2 separate regions of the Homo sapiens genome follow, and region 2 is linked to region 1. Evidence: read pairs that join two places in POLR2A ChIA-PET (ENCODE). Cell type or tissue: PC-9. All regions are shown on one strand. Links, peaks and the distances in the headings refer to the core of each region. The heading gives the core; the rest is flanking DNA. Region 1 has its middle 140 kb from the start of LINC03051. Region 2 overlaps LOC101926953 (a long non-coding RNA gene).

Region 1 (2,817 bases), core at 17-2,516:
GCTGGGTGTGGTGGCGTGTGCCTGTAATCCCAGCTACTCGGGAGGCTGAGGCACGAGAATTGCTTGAATCCAGGAGGCAGAAGTTGCAGTAAGCCATGATAGTGCCATTGCACTGCAGCCTGGCAACAGAGCGAGACTCCATCAAAACAAACAAACAAACAAAAACAACAGTCAAGATGGTAAAACCATGGAAAGGTGTCATCTGCAAGAGCAATTTAGAAGGCTCTTCCTCTAATTTACATTCTTTTGGTATAATATCAGAGGACTGGTGTTCTTCTCTGCTCTATAATGTTGCTCTGGTCATCTCTGATCTTTCCTGTTTGTCTCTGTAACAGTCCATTTTCAAACTGCTATGAAGAAATACTCAAGACTGGGTAATTTATAAAGAAAAAGAGGTTTAATGGACTCACAGTCTCACATGGCTGGGGAGGCCTCACAATCATGACAGAAGGCCAAGGAGGAGCAAAGGAACATCTTACAGGGCAGTAGGCAAGACAGTATGTGTAGGAGAACTGTCCTTTATAAAACCATCAGATCTCCTGAGATTTATTCACTATCACAAAAATAGCATGAGAAAGACTTGCCCCCATTATTCAATTACCTCCCACGGGGTCCTTCCCATGACACATGGGGATTATGGGAGCTACAATTTAAGATGAGATTCGGGTGGGGATACAACCAAACCATATCAGTCTCCCTGTGTTACTGACATCCTCTTTTCTCCTTTGGATGTGCTTCTAGCTTTCTTTTTTCTTCTTCTTCTTTTTTTTTAATCTCTGCCTAATTAGACTTAGAATGTCTACAAGGCATCATCTAAATTTGAGACACACCTGATTGAAGTCTGGTTCACTCTCACTAATTATATGACTTTAAGCACATTGTGTAGCCTTAATTTCTTTATTGGTAAAATGGGAATAATTCTACCCATTTTGACAGGTGGCCATAAGGATTAAACTAAATCAGATTATAAGATGTGTCTAATACTATCAAAGGCACACAAATTTGTATCTTCGTTCCTCATATTATCTTCTGACATCAGAAGTATGAGAGTTTCTGACAAAGGCAAGAGGAAAAGTAGGCAGGGTTCATGCAGTTGGGGACCAAAGTTGTCACTGTGGTTATCAATGCTGGTTTTCTGTTTGTCTTATTTTTAATAATTATTATGGCATCTTATAATCCAAGGGGATATAACTCAAATATTCAATGGTAAAAAATAGCTTTATTATTAGAAAACCAATTATTCAATTACCTCCCACTTAACTCCCAGAGTTAGAAGTGGGCTTCTAACTCTGCCCACTGGCTAAAGTAAGTTATTTTTAAAGAATAAGTTTGAATTTGTTAAATTTAAATGTGCATATTATTCCATCAGTTCCTAGAAATAAGGCTTAATGACCTACCCAGTGAGTCAGTGTCCTTGCTTGCATTTGTTTGCTTTATCTTCAGTAAGAATGAGTAAACATTAATCCATCCACTTCTAGCTTGCTCCCTATTGTGATGACTAACTGTCCCTGTTGCTTGCTATATCAGACTAACAAATCTGTGGCCTCAGAACAGAGTGAATCAAATGATATGTAAATAAATAAAACGCAGCCTCTTGGCCTCAATGACATCATGTGTTAATTGAGTTCAAATGGCCACAGCAAGACCAAATGAGGGGAAATGTTCTACCTGCTTCACTGCCATCGAGAGTTGAAACACGATGAAGCCTGGAAGACCACTGGAGGACAGCATAGTGTATTCTACCATATTCATTTTTCATGAGTTTTCTTCTTGCCTGGCTTTGTAAAACATTCATCCCAATAAATGATTTACCATGGCAGGAAAGATGCAGGAAATTGATCTGAGCTCACCTTCGAACATTATGAAGACCGTGAAGTCTAATCAGGTTCCAGGGAGGACTCCAAGGTGGCAGACATTTATGAACAGAAATGGGAAAAACACACTAGGAAAGCACTGCAAAGACTAATCTGTCTTTCATTTCATCTAACAATGTTCATTCTGAGTGTTCCTTCTTTGAAGGAAGGCCATCTGCTGTAAATTTATTTTTCATTAATGACAGTAACCTTTTAAACTCCATTAGCAGCTTCTTTCTCAGCCTAAATGTAGGGATGCCTGTGGGATATGAGAGATATACAACTTCTCTCCGGAGAGTGTGTTAAGAGTGACCCAGGGCTCTGTTTCCACAAAAGCAAGATGCAGAATACACCAGAAAGCCAGCACTGAACTCCCCAGAAGCAAAAGTCTTAAGTTTACAAAAGTGTCTAATCTTTGAAAAATAAAAGTAGAGCAGCACCGCAGAGTCCCTGGCTTTCTTATCTTTTACCAGGAAGTCCCATCCCAAGAGGTCACAGTGTTTTCAGAGAGAAAGAGGAGTAGATACTTGGAGTACCTAAATACTCTTTAAGGCACCTCTGGAGCTCACATACAGAGGGATAAGCAGGGTTTTAGGATCTGAGTTTGGGAGAGAACCAAACTCCTGAACATGATATGTATAACAAACAGTGTGGCAAAGTGTCATAAAAGGAATTATGGGTTTGAAAGTCAGATATAGATTTGAATCACAGTTTCTTTACTTACTAAAGAAATTAATATTTGATATTTACTTGTAACTCTGGCTTAAGTCCTATGCAGAAATTCCCGGGGTTTGGGAAAGAGTGAGGGGTTGAGATAAGGATAGTGAAGTCATTGTAATTTAAAAAAAAATCACCCTCAATATTCTTACTATTTACTTTTGAGAGCTTGTTTAATTCCCAAACTCTTTAATATTATATTATTTCCCCCATAAGATGTAAAGTGACCTTTTCAGATCCTCAGTGA
Region 2 (2,817 bases), core at 34-2,533, 95 kb before region 1:
TAGTGTATTCTTACTCACATGCTACCTCTTCTGGCTAGCTTTTCCTGACTTCAACATCCATAGATAAGTGGCACATCTCACTTGCTACTGCCATGACACTCAAATCCCACTCTAGCACTGCACTTATCAGGCACTGTGTGTCTCTTTACATGCCTATCCCTCTCTCTAGATTGTGTGCTCCCCAAAGATATGTATTTTGTCTTAATCATTTTTTAGTCCATGGTGCTTAATGTATAACGGATTTAATATATGCCATTAAACTAATGTGCAAAATAGGACATTTCTGACAGTTTCACTGATATTTAATGATGGGGCAGAACTAGCAGTATGACCTTGAATGGTATACAATACACAACCACAATTGTATACACATCCACATAAAACTTACTTTTAGATTCAGTCCACACAGTCTATTATAACTATACTGCCATTTTGGTTAAGTAAGGAAAAAGTAAAAAGATGGTCAATTTATGTTAGTGGCTTAGAGTTCCCTCCCCCCCTCCCTCCCTCCCTCTCTTCCTTCCTTCCTTCCTTCCTTGCCTTCCTTCCTTCTTTCCTTCCTTCCTTCTTTCCTTCCTTCCTTTTCCTTCCTTCCTTCCTTTCCTTCCTTCCTTCTTTCCTTCCTTCCTTCTTTCCTTCCTTCCTTTTCCTTCCTTCCTCTTTCTCTCTTTCTCTTTTATTTTCTCTAATCCATCAAAATTCTATATATTTTAAACTTCAAAATTCAAAGAATGACTTGAATTCCTAAAAGTCCAGCCCCATAGTTTTTTCATATGAGGAAATTAAAGTTCAGAGAAAGGAAGTGAGTTGGCCAATGAATGTCACCCAACCAATTTGTAGCAGGACCCGAAGGCAGAGACTCAGGTCTTCTGATCTTAATCTTTCCACAGTATTAAGCTGCTACAATGTTTAATGTACATCCCAACATGCAATAAAGTAAACATCAATGGCATGATGACACGAATATTGTCAAGCCTTTTAAAATATTCTAAACTGTGTCAGTTAATTGTACAAATCTCTCTGGTTCTGCATCTTCCCATAGGAGTTTAGAGGTTTTAACATTTCCAGGAATAGAATAAATCCAGGATAATAAAGACGTGGCAGAAAAACAAACTCTGTACATAGGAGGTTAGGAAATCAGATTGAACACAGTAAAGAGTAAGCTGAAGACAATGTATAATTGATAAATCAGTATGACAAGGCTGGCGTTCCTCCCCATCTGTGTCCGTTGGCGGGGCTCCCCACACTTGCCTCTCTGAATTGTCTGAGAAGGTTTACAGTGTGCTTGAAATGCCCCATTACTCTTTGTACCTGTAAATGCAAAGCTACTATATGGTGCATCCTATGGGTGGGAATTCTACCACCCATATTAGCAACTGGAAAGAATAGAGGCATTGTTCAGTCATTTCAGTCTCAGTCACTCCAACAATTCTATACTAGTGTTTTAAACAAGGGGTGGTACCACTTGCTGGGAGTGTTTGGAAATGTGTGGGGACTTTTTAATTATCACAGTAACTGAGGGCTTCTACTGGCACTTAATGACTAGAAATGCCAGATGCCCTGCAATGCAGGGGGCTGTCCTGAAAAACAAAGAATTGGCCTACCATAAATGCCACAAGCAGCCCCCACCTTGAGAATCACTGAGAGTATTCTGGGCTTCTGTGCCCTCTAGTCGCTCAATCAAGGAAAATCAAGAAGCTGGTGTCAAGCTTCAAGTATGGGAAAGCTCCCGAGCTTGCCTTTTGCTTGAATGGAGATGAAAGGTCTCTTGAATGAGAGATTCAAAATAAAAAAAAAAATAGGTAAAGATTCCTTTCTGGTTTGCCTGAGGGTACTATGAGTGTTTGGGTAAAGATGGTCTTGACAACTTCACTCCTGAAGAGTCAAAAGACTATTTAAGCATAAAAGTTTTCCAATGATTAACCTGGAAATTCTAATGAGTCAATATCTTTGAAGGTAGGGAAATCAGGCTGCCATCTCTGAAGCACAGTGGGACAGTGTAAACCTGGACCTTCCTAGATATACAATGTAAGACAGCTCCCAGTTACCATGGACCACCCATGTGAAAATGAAAACACCAGCATATCTGAACATAGAACACAGCCCCTCACCAACTTCACCCAGGATATACTCCTGAAACATAAGCCACCTTTGTGACCTTCACAGCTTTGCCAGGGAGGTGTGCAGGGCCACTCTAACCTCAACCTTTTGCTAGTTTCTCTTGAATTTGTGAGGATCATCTTCGGTTCTCAGACTCAGCCCACCAGACTCACTCTTTCAGTCACCAGATTCATGGTTCAAGGAAGAAATCATGATTTTTTTTTTCAATCCGACTTAGAAAACATGTATTAAACAATCACTCTTTCTTGGACTGCTTTGTGGGATACACAATAACACATCATTCATCCACGAAGTATTTATTGAATGTCTGTCCCTTGCTAGGTCCTATGCAATAGTCAGTAGGCAATATAAAAAATGAGTAAAATTAGGAGATAACCGATCCTCAGAAAATTCACACTCTCATAGAGAAACAATGGGTGAGATTCTTAGAGAGGGCTTATAAAGTCTTGGGCCAAGTTTTAAAAATTCCAATAAAGTAGATTTAGAACGGTGGAGAAATGGAAGAAAATATTTCATGAAGAAACAGTGAGTTAAGTGCATACCTTGCATATGCTTTCTTCTTCATTACTCATCATCTACAGTTCCATTCATAATTCTCCTATGTCTGAAAACCTCTACATTTAAAGACCCTACTAGTCTTCTAAGCATCTACTTCATTCTAGACTGTACCATACATTTTAGAATTTAATTAAATGC

What was found. Peaks named below come from ENCODE experiments on the same cell type or tissue, not always from the same donor. Only the 100,000 strongest peaks of a DNase experiment are listed, where the experiment ranks them.
Region 2: POLR2A ChIA-PET joins it to region 1 with 6 read pairs; 2 of 35 experiments call an interaction of 5 or more read pairs at or near these places.

The regions. Positions count from the first base shown.
Region 1 is chr3:117,852,536-117,855,352 of GRCh38, forward strand. No RefSeq gene overlaps it. Among named protein-coding and RNA genes, the nearest start is that of LINC03051, 140 kb to the right of the region's middle. In PC-9, for the core only: no CTCF peak of the experiment used is centred there; a DNase peak (open chromatin) is centred at 1,496.
Region 2 is chr3:117,757,545-117,760,361 of GRCh38, forward strand. All of the region lies in intron 3 of LOC101926953 (a long non-coding RNA gene), which reads left to right. Among named protein-coding and RNA genes, the nearest start is that of LINC02024, 68 kb to the left of the region's middle. In PC-9, for the core only: no CTCF peak of the experiment used is centred there; no DNase peak of the experiment used is centred there.